2 separate regions of the Homo sapiens genome follow, and region 2 is linked to region 1. The links are chromatin loops, found by intact Hi-C in ENCODE. Cell type or tissue: dorsolateral prefrontal cortex. All regions are shown on one strand. Region 1 overlaps DLG2 (discs large MAGUK scaffold protein 2). Region 2 overlaps DLG2 (discs large MAGUK scaffold protein 2).

What was found. Peaks named below come from ENCODE experiments on the same cell type or tissue, not always from the same donor. Only the 100,000 strongest peaks of a DNase experiment are listed, where the experiment ranks them.
Region 2: it touches region 1 in a loop (2.3-fold over the local background); 3 of 110 quality-filtered maps call a loop at or near these places.

What each region holds. Positions count from the first base shown.
Region 1 is chr11:84,087,089-84,092,088 of GRCh38, forward strand. All of the region lies in intron 10 of DLG2 (discs large MAGUK scaffold protein 2), which reads right to left. Among named protein-coding and RNA genes, the nearest start is that of DLG2-AS2, 450 kb to the left of the region's middle. In dorsolateral prefrontal cortex, a CTCF peak has its summit at 4,293 (motif pointing right); DNase peaks (open chromatin) are centred at 2,783 and 3,063; H3K4me3 peaks cover 392 bases; H3K27ac peaks cover 5,000 bases.
Region 2 is chr11:83,968,456-83,973,455 of GRCh38, forward strand. The region is part of intron 12 of DLG2 (discs large MAGUK scaffold protein 2); the gene reads right to left. Among named protein-coding and RNA genes, the nearest start is that of DLG2-AS2, 330 kb to the left of the region's middle. In dorsolateral prefrontal cortex, CTCF peaks have their summits at 2,881 and 3,089; no DNase peak of the experiment used is centred here; H3K4me3 peaks cover 1,721 bases; H3K27ac peaks cover 5,000 bases.

The DNA of each region.
Region 1 (5,000 bases):
GCTGTTATGCATAATGGTGCTATGAACCTTAGTGTACAAGTTTTTGTGTAGACATATGTTTTCAGTTCTCTTGGGTATATGCTAGGAGTAGAATGACTGGTCGTGTGGCAATTCTATTTTTAGCTGTTAGATGGACTGCCAGACTGTTTTCTAAAGTAGCTGCACCATTTTACAATCCCACCAGGCATGCTGAGGGTTCTGATTCTCTACATCCTTGCCAACACTTATACTGTCCATCTTTTTTATTATAGCCATTCTTGTGGGTATAAAGTGGTATCTCCCTGTACTTTTGATTTGCTGTTCACCAATGAATAATGATGCTGGACATCTTTTTATGTGCTCATTGGCCATTTGCATATCTTATTTGAATAAATATATATTCAAATTTGTGGTAGGCTGAATAATGCCCCTCACCTCAAGAAATTTATGTCCCAATGCCTGGAACCTGTGAATATGTTACTTTATATGGCACAAAAGACCTTTCAGATGTAATTCAGTTAAGGATCTTGAGATGAGGTGACTTTCTTGGATTATCCTGGGGTGTCCAATATAATCACAGGAGTCCTTATAAAGAAGAGTTAGTAGAGTCATAGTCAATGAAGAGATAGGATGATGGAAGTAAAGGTTGGATGGAGAAAAGGGTTATGAGCCAAGTGATTCAGATGGCCTTTTGAAGTTGGGAAAAGGAAAAGAAACAAATTATCCCATATAGTCTCTGGGGTTCCCCTGTCAACATTCCAAGTTTATCTCAGTGAGTCTGATTTTGGACTTCTGACGTCCAGAACTATAGGATAATAAATTCGCATTATTTTAAGTCACTAAGTTTGTAGTAATGTGTTACAGCAGCAATAGAAAATAATACGAAATGATTGATCATTTTTAAATTGGGTTATCTTCTTATTGTTGAGTTGTAGGAGTTTTATTACACATTCCGGATACAAGTCGTTTATCAGGTATATTATTTGCAAGTATTTTCTCTCATTATGTGGGTTATCTTTTAACTTCTTGATAGTGTCCTTTGAAAGCACAAAGTTTTTAATTGACGAACTCCAAGTTATCTATTTTTTCTTTGTTGCTCATGCTTTTTGTGTCATATAAAGAAACCACTTCCTAAACCAAGATCATAAAGATTTACTCCTACATTTTCTTCTAAGACTTTTATAGTTCTAGTTCTTACATGTAGGTCTATGATCCCATTTAATTAATATTTGTCTACAGTGTGAGATGGGAGCCAATTACATTCTTATGCAGGTATATATCCAGAAGTCTTGATAGAATTTGCTAGAGAAAAAAAAAAAAACAAAAATCCAACGAGTCATGTTTGCCACAAAGTTATTAATATTTCGGTCAACTCATAGGTGGATTTCCTTTATTGGAATATATGGCAGTTGACAGAAATAGGAAAACTCCAGCTGCGAAAGACTACTTGTGGGTGCCTGATGTTCTACCAGATGTGCAGCTGAAATTATTCTTCTTGTATAGAAATTTTCTTGTGTAACATAATACTAAATTGTTGGGGACTTGTCGATTGCCAGTCACCACAGAACCACTTGCTAGGTGATTTTCTTCTTGTCCAAGTACTCTATAAATACAATTAGGGCTGATATTATGGACAGAGAAAATCAAAAGAGAGGGTTGTTACCCTTCAATACTTTTCACTTTTGTTGGGAGAGATGGAAAAAATAATCCTTAAGAATGAGTCCATTGAGATTTGCATCATACATCTTTCTAAAGAGAGCGCTGGTATCATTTATACTAGGTAATAAAGTCTCCCTTCTCATGAAGGTCTTCCTGTTCAGAGCAACAGCTGGGCTTGTATCCTGCTTTGACCCCCAAAACAATGATGAAATAAATGTTTACTTGGATTTGGAAGCACTAGAAGTCTCTGCCTTTGAATAAAACATTTACCATGATCATAGTCATTTAGTGCAACAATCAGTTGGGGTACAGTGGAAATTGACAGGTTGGATGTTGTGACTTGTGGGGTTTTTTTATTTGCAATCACCCAAACTCATGACAGTTCAGTATGGAGAGGTACTCTAAGAATTTAGCAATCTCTTATGCTATTTCCACTTCCTAGAAATCTTTCATTTTCTTAAACAATTGGTAAGTGGGTCTTGGGAATAAGTGTCAGACTGTGATGCCTGGAAGTTACTCCCTTTCCTCTGTTTGGTGCTTCTCATTTGCACAGAAAACAAAAAACAAACAAAAAAACCAAGCTGAGCTTTATCTTTTCCATTTCTAAGCCTTCATCTCGTGATGATTACCAATCATTTTTCTTCCTTCTTTTCCTCCCCTCTCTGTGTTTCCTTTTCCTCCCCTCCCCTTCTGTCTTTCTCATCGTGTTCTTATTTTAAAATCATCACTGAGTTAGTGGATATACATTAATGAAAAAGCAAAAAAATGAATTGACAAAGGACAGCCAAAGGACAACGTTGTTGTTTATACACAAGAACTGCATTCTTGAAACATTCGTCCTTGACCTCTCAACTTTGTCAGTACAGTCAAACCTCAGTATAATCATTATTCTTGTTTGAAATAAACATGTATGTTGTCTTGGTTTTTATGAGGACAAAGACAACCTTACCTGTAAACAGACACAGAAGTAATAAATGAAGCAATGGATTTAAAGAAAAGAAAACTTCTTTTTTTTTATATCTTGTCTGGGAGTAGAAATGATTATGCTGAAGGCTAAGAGATTAAATTGTGTCACTTGTCAGGAAATTGGCAAGCAGCCATCTTTTCTGCCTGTTTCTACATGGTGCTTTTGTGCTGTGGATGCCTTTAATAAACGCACTCTTGTGTAAAATGTCATTGCTGCATTGCCAAGTGGAGGCTGTCATGTGATAGCTCTTCCCCATGATGACATATCAATATTGGTCCCTGGCAATTCTAGGACTTCAAACTACACAGAGGGCATTTTTATAATTCAAATACAAGTGAAGAAATAAAAATCATTCTTCATATCATGGATGTATATCTATTTTGCTCTGAAAGAAAACCTAATGTTCTTTTCAAATACTGCTTAAAGATAGGTAACGCTGGCCAGGCGCGGTGGCTCACGCCTGTAATCCTAGCACTTTGGGAGGCCGAGGCAGGTAGATTGCCTGAGGTCAGGAGTTCAAGACCAGCCTGGCCAACATGGTGAAACCCCGTCTCTACTAAAAATGCAAAAATTAGCTGGGCGTGGTAGCAGGCGCCTGTAATCCCAGCTACTCACGAGGCTGAGGCAGGAGAATCGCTTGAACCCAGGAGGCGGAGGTTGCAGTGAGCCAAGATCGCACCATTGCACTCCAGCCTGGGTGACAAGAGTGAGATTTCATCTCAAAAAAAAAAAAAAAAAAAAAAGATAGATAATGCTATCAAATTTTAATGACTACTCTAGAAGACAAAACACAAATGACGAGTAACATTTTTTAAAAGTTTCATCTTACTCTTAATCAAGTAAATGCAAAGCAAAGCAGGGAAATATACCATTGTTTGCCTTGGACATACGTGTATGCCAAAATTACATATGTGAAACCACATGCAACACTGACAACATATTGCAAAGTAGGACCTCTCCAACATTGTTGGTAAAAGTAAAATTTGGTAGAATATTTCTGGAAAGAAATTTGGTAACATGCATCAAAAGGTTTTAAAATGTTCATTCTATCAGGTTCAGAAATTCTATAGTAGAAATATATACTAAGGAAATAATGAGGTACAAGGTTAATAATGTTTTCCAAAAGATGTCCATATATTTAAAATGCTCATAAACTGAAAATAAATTCCAAACAATGTGAATGGCTAAATATGCTACTTTATAGCAATTAAATTATTTGCAAAGGCTTTTTTACTGATACAGGGAAAGGTCTCTGAACTAAGGTTAAGCGAAGTTAAACAAAAATTAAATATCATATAGAGTATGATCTAAACTAAGTTTAAAAGGCAAAAAATATCAGAAAGACATGTACAAAAATGTTACTAGTGATTAGCTTTGTGTAGTGCAAAAATGAAAGTGCTGTGTTTTGCTTAGTCTTTGTCTACTCTTCTTTATTTTATATTTATTACACAAAGGACAAATATCACGGCCATAAACACACATACCCGAAAAGTTCTATTTAAAAAGAAGTTCTATCAGAAAATGGTCACTGTTCAGAGAAATTCATCTAAACCGCCATGTGCTCTTCTTGCCTTGCCTCTTGACTTAGCCCTCATCTCACATTTTCCCTGCAGTTTCTGGCTGTCTCCCTCACTCCAGCTCAGATTCACATCTCCAGCCAGTAGAGGGAAAACAGGTCTCAGTCTCCATCTCTGCTGTCCCTCCACCCGAGGGACTAGATTCCTCCCTTTTACTGGCGTGGGTCCACCTCTTGCTTTTGATTGATTGTGCTTTGGCCTCTTGCCTTTAGGTATTAGAAAGTCCCAAGTCCAATCATGAGGCCTGATCAGTGTTTCTGAAGTTTTGGGTGTGACAGTATTACCGGAGACCTGCAACAGCAAGCTACTCTGCAGCCCAGTTTAAGGGAATTTTAGGGTCCAGAATTTATATGTCTATATTAGTTTCTTGTTGTTACATGACAATTTACCACAAATTAATCAGTTTAAGACAACATATACTTATTATCTCAGAATTTCAGCAGGTCAGGAATCTAGACGTGACTCAGAGGAGTCCTCTACTTTGGTATCACGAGGCTGCATGCACTGATGTGTCAGCTGGACTGTATTCATTTTGGGAACTTGGGGTTCTCTTATAAGCTCATGTAGCAATCTGCAGAAATCAATTCCTTGTGACTGTATGTCTGATGTCTTCTATCTTGCTAGCTGTAGCCTGGGGACTTACTTAGTACGTAAAGGATGCCTTCAGGTCCTTACTACACAGCCCCCCATAGGTTCTTTAACAACATGGAAGTTTGCTTCATCCATGCCAGTAAGAGAATCTCTCTGTTTTTAAAAGTCTCATTACATGGGTCAGTCTGAATCAGGATAATCTCCATTTTGATTAAATCAAAGTCAAA
Region 2 (5,000 bases), 120 kb before region 1:
ATCAAATGTTTACTGCATACCTGTTATGTGTCAGACTCTGGGCCAGATATTAGAGATATGATAAATAATAAAAATGATAATCAATAATCATAGTAAACACATATAGCCCATATTACATGCCAGGCACTATTTTAAAGTATTTTACATATATTAACACAATCAAACTTTCACGATAACTTATGAGGTAGCTATTATAATTACCTTATTTTACAGATGAGAAAAGTGTGTCTCCAAGAGGTTAAGAAACTTGCCCCAAGTCATTGATCTGGTAAGTGTCAGAGGCAGAATTCAAAGCTAGACAGTTTGGCTCCAGAAACCATGCTGTTAACCACTCAGCTATACTACTTCTTCCAGATAGACAAGGTCCTTGCTTTCATGAAACCCACATTAATAATACACAATTGTTTGTGGAATGAATGGATAGAAGAATAGACTCATGCAGAGAGGGAGAATGTAGAGGAACTTCAGGTATGGAGAACATAGTTGATAATGGCAGCCCTTAATAATACAGAAATAACACGATAATAATAATAACTAACATTTATTTAATACTTGCATGCCATATATTTTAGGAGTCCTATGTCACATATTTTGACATGAATCATATAACTTATCATGAGAAGAGCTCCAGGAAGTAGATACTATTAATCAGGCAAATTTTACAGATGAGAAAAACTGTTTTTTAAAGAGATTAACTTGCAACAAAGAGGTCACACTGCCTCCAATTGTCAAAGCCATCAATTGGATCACAAGCCTCCTTACGAGATGAAAATGAGATTATATTTGTATGTTGATTCATTAAAAGCTAGGGCTCATATCACCTGTTCTTTCTCCCTTTAGGAGAACAGGGTTTCTTTCCGAGTTTACATATAAAAGTAGAATAAATTCCAAAGTATTATAAAAGCTTGAGGAATCATTATATTTCCTGCTTAATCCAGTGGTAATAGTATACTGCATCATCCTAATACACTGACCAGTCAAAAAATAAATAAGTAAAATGGAAAGCAGCTTAACATATCTCACTGATCTCACTGTCTCTTCAAAACCTTCTTATACATTTGATTAATCATTTATTTTAGGGCCATTACCACTTGTGCTTAGATAATGATTTATTTTTTATTCTTTTTATTTTTTTGAGATGGAGTTTTGCTCTTGTTGCCCAGGCTGGAGTGCCATGGCGTGATCTTGGCTCACTGCAACCTCTGCCTCCCGGGTTCAAGCAATTCTCCTGCCTCAGCCTCCCGAGTAGCTGGGATTACAGGCATATGCCACCACTGCCAGCTAATTTTGTATTTTTAGCAGACACAGGGTTTCACCATGTTGGCCAGGCTGGTCTCAAACTCCTGACCTCAGGTGATTCACCCACCTCAGCCTCTCAAAGTGCTGGGATTACAGGCGTGAGCCACCACACCTGGCCGATAATGAATATTTACATGTGATGTTCTATGGTTTAAAATGTATATGAAAGTGGGTGTTTCCTCTAAAAAAAAAAAAGATTGCCTAAGGCAGCTTTTAATACTGTGACTATGGCCCACAAAAACATCTATACTGAGAGAACAGAAGAGAAACAGTATCTGGTGGCATAACACAGGGGGAATGAGAAGTCAATAATAATTAAAAATAAAAACCAAAGGCTAGAAACTAACTGGATTAGATTATAAGTGACAGCAAAGCTCTGTTTCTGACAAGGGCTCATTGTCTCTCTCCTCAGAGTATGGAAACTACACAGCTCATTAGATTATCAGTGAAAGAGAAATGTGGTCAGTGCTTATTAAATTGCACCTTTTGCCATTTTTAAGGTGGGCAGTGAAATGATCCAGAAAATATTACCTTCAACAACATTTTCATAGAGTGACTTTGCTAACAGAGTCTTCAGACCACGAGGAAAATTTTTAGACCATAAAGCAGAAGTTGAGGGAAAGGTAGTGGTGAGAAATGGGGAAAGAGGATACTGGGGAGAATAATAATAGTGGTTTAAAATAGTGGTAGTTCACTCAGTTTCTATTTGGTGACTGAAATATTGAAAAATTTACTTAGATTTCAGTCACAGAACAGGTGGTATTATGATACTGGCAACAGAATGTAGTGATTAAAAGCACATGCTTTTGAGTCACGCATACTGAAGCTTAGACCCTGGTGCTTCCTAGCTGTGTGATTTGGGGAGACTTGTTTAACCTTGTAAGCTTTAGTTTTGACATCTGCAAAACAGGAATGATAGCAGTTACTGCTTCAAAAGGCTATTGATTAAAATGTGTTGGCCTATATAAAGTGACAGGCACAATACAGTTCTTAATGTTAGCTCTTATCACTAATACTATTGTCATCATCTGTAAGCAGGATTTCTTGGTGAAAATTTTCGCTGATCATTTTCTTATAAACATCTGTGAACTGATGAGTTTAATTAGGGTGCTGCTGATGAAGCTTCTGTGTGGTCTTTTTAAAAATTCAGAATAGTACCGGATTTGGACCAAAAAGTGCTCTTTTGTGCTGAAGTCTTCAAAATGTTTTCCACAAAAGTGAGTTTGTTTGGGTTAATTATGTGTGTGCATTATCCTATGAACTCTCAAGATAAAGGGCCTACAGCTGGAGCTGATTGTATGCAATGAGAAGGGACATTACACTGATTGGCTAGTTGCTCTTGTCATTGTTTGTCATTGTCTTTTTTATTCTTTTTTTTCTCATTTGCATCAAATATCTGCCTATAATGGTGAACACTGAGCAACTGGCCTGGTTTCAAGGAAAAAAATCATGTGAATTTGATTGAAGTGCTCTCTGTGGGGTGCACCACACAGACGGGGACATATGTGCAGCCTGGCTGTGTGTTTGCTAATAGGAAAGAGGACTGAGGCCAAGAAAGAGAGGCTGGAGGTGAGATGACTCATTCTCTCAAACAGAAGAGGGAGCACTGAATTTGAACATGATGCAGACAAAGGAAGGCAAACCAGCTGAAGAAAGAGGTGCCAGGAGACTTGCAAGGAGACATGGCAAGTTTTGTGGGAATTCAAATGTGTGTAAGCAAACATAAATGTAATAATACAAAGGTGGGAGGTGTGGGGGCATGAGAATATAATAAAGAGGAATGAGCAATATAGAGATGGCAAGATACTGACCTTTCCATGTTCTTGCAGGAATATCAGTATGGTGGGATGAACTGGGAGGTGATTACAGACATTAAGGTTACCTAAGGCATAGTACAAGGAAATGTGGAACTCTAGAATCATTGGTAAGAAAACTCTAAAGTTAACTTTTAAACAGGAAACAAAGTGGCTGATCATTAGGTTGTAAGATAAATTAAAAAGCAGACCAATCCAATGTAGTAATGCCAATGCTATGAAAATAAATATGCATAAACCAAGGATTAAAATCTCCATAGTACTCTGAAATTAACTATTATAATAAAATGTATTCAAAATAATAACTATTAATAAATAAAAGGCATGTTAGTAATGGTTATCTTTGGATAATAAATATTTTCTTGTTTTTCATCTTTTCAGAAATGAATATGTATGTCATAGAGCAAAATTAACTCTAAATGAGCAAGAACAAAAACTTTAAGAAAGAACAGAAGCTAAGTACAGTGGTGTCATTATGAGACACACACAGCAGCATCTCATGAGTAATGAAAATCGGAATGGGAAAAAAGAAAGTTAATTTCTCAAGGCCAATGAATAGACTTAAATTTACTAGAAATAATATTCATATGTTAAACCTTGCTGTTTCTAGAAACGAAGGCAACTTGATACAGGGAGAATAATTTTGAACATAGAATCAGATCAGATCTGGTTTTAATTCCTAGTTTCACGAATTTAAGTCAGTTAACATATTTACTAAGAATTCATTTTCTTACATGTAAAATGGGAATTATACTTATTTGTAGATTTGTGTTTATGAGAAAAGAATAATACCATGAAGTTGAAAAGACTCTGTATGATATAAAGTAGCATACGAATAGAAATCAAACAGCCATAATCAGACATCATGCTTTGTTGATCCTGCTGCTGTTCAGGGCTCTTTATGTAGAAATTATCAATCCCTATATTGTGAAACACTTATTCCTACAGTGCCTCTTCCCACCTCCAAGAATGATCTTCTCAAGGGCAACTGATTAGATCATATTCATCTCTATTCCCCTAGCTGATGCAATATAAATAGTTGGCACTTAATAAGTGTTGAGGTATTAAGCTAAGTTTTAAAAAAATGATCGCAGAACACCAAAGGAAAAGCAATCAAAATTCCCTATTTTATAGAAAGAATGAAGCATTTGTGTTGCATTCTATTTTACATTTGTGTTGAGTCAGAGAGTAAAGCAATAAGAATGAAGGTCATTCAAGCAACAATACACATTTATTGGATACCCACTCTGTGCCAGGCACAGGATATAAGGATGAAAAGCTGGTACAGAATCTTAGCACCAGATCATATTAGTTTATAAGGTACACAGTCAAAGCTCCATCATTGTGATTCTATTCTTCCTTCATTAATCATTAATTCATTTCTTAACCTTTTACTCCATATAAAGAAAGAGAGCAAGCAAGAGTGATTGTTTTGATTTACTCAAATTTCTTCTCTAGCAGAGGTCACCAAAATGGACAGTATGATATGAACCCTAGGGCAATCCACTGGGTACAAGAGAAAAACATTTGCATTTCTATTAATATTAATCACATGGATATTTATATTTCTATTTCCATTTTCATATGTTTTAAAATGTAAACAATATATTAGCATAGTAATATATATGTAATTTAGAGTAGAGAAATATATTAGTGGCAACCTTTGGAGTGTGCTATTAAGATAATTTTAAAATGACAGCAACATGATACTTACAGAGCAGATTCTATAAAGAGGGCTATTACACTGAGTATAAGCAAAATAAAAAAGAGTGCAATAGGAGGTTCTAACCCTTAAATAAAATATGTCATAGCAATTACATTGTATTATAACTTATTACATTTGAGATAAATTAGAAGAGAGTTCAAGAAACAGTTGTCCAGGTTTTA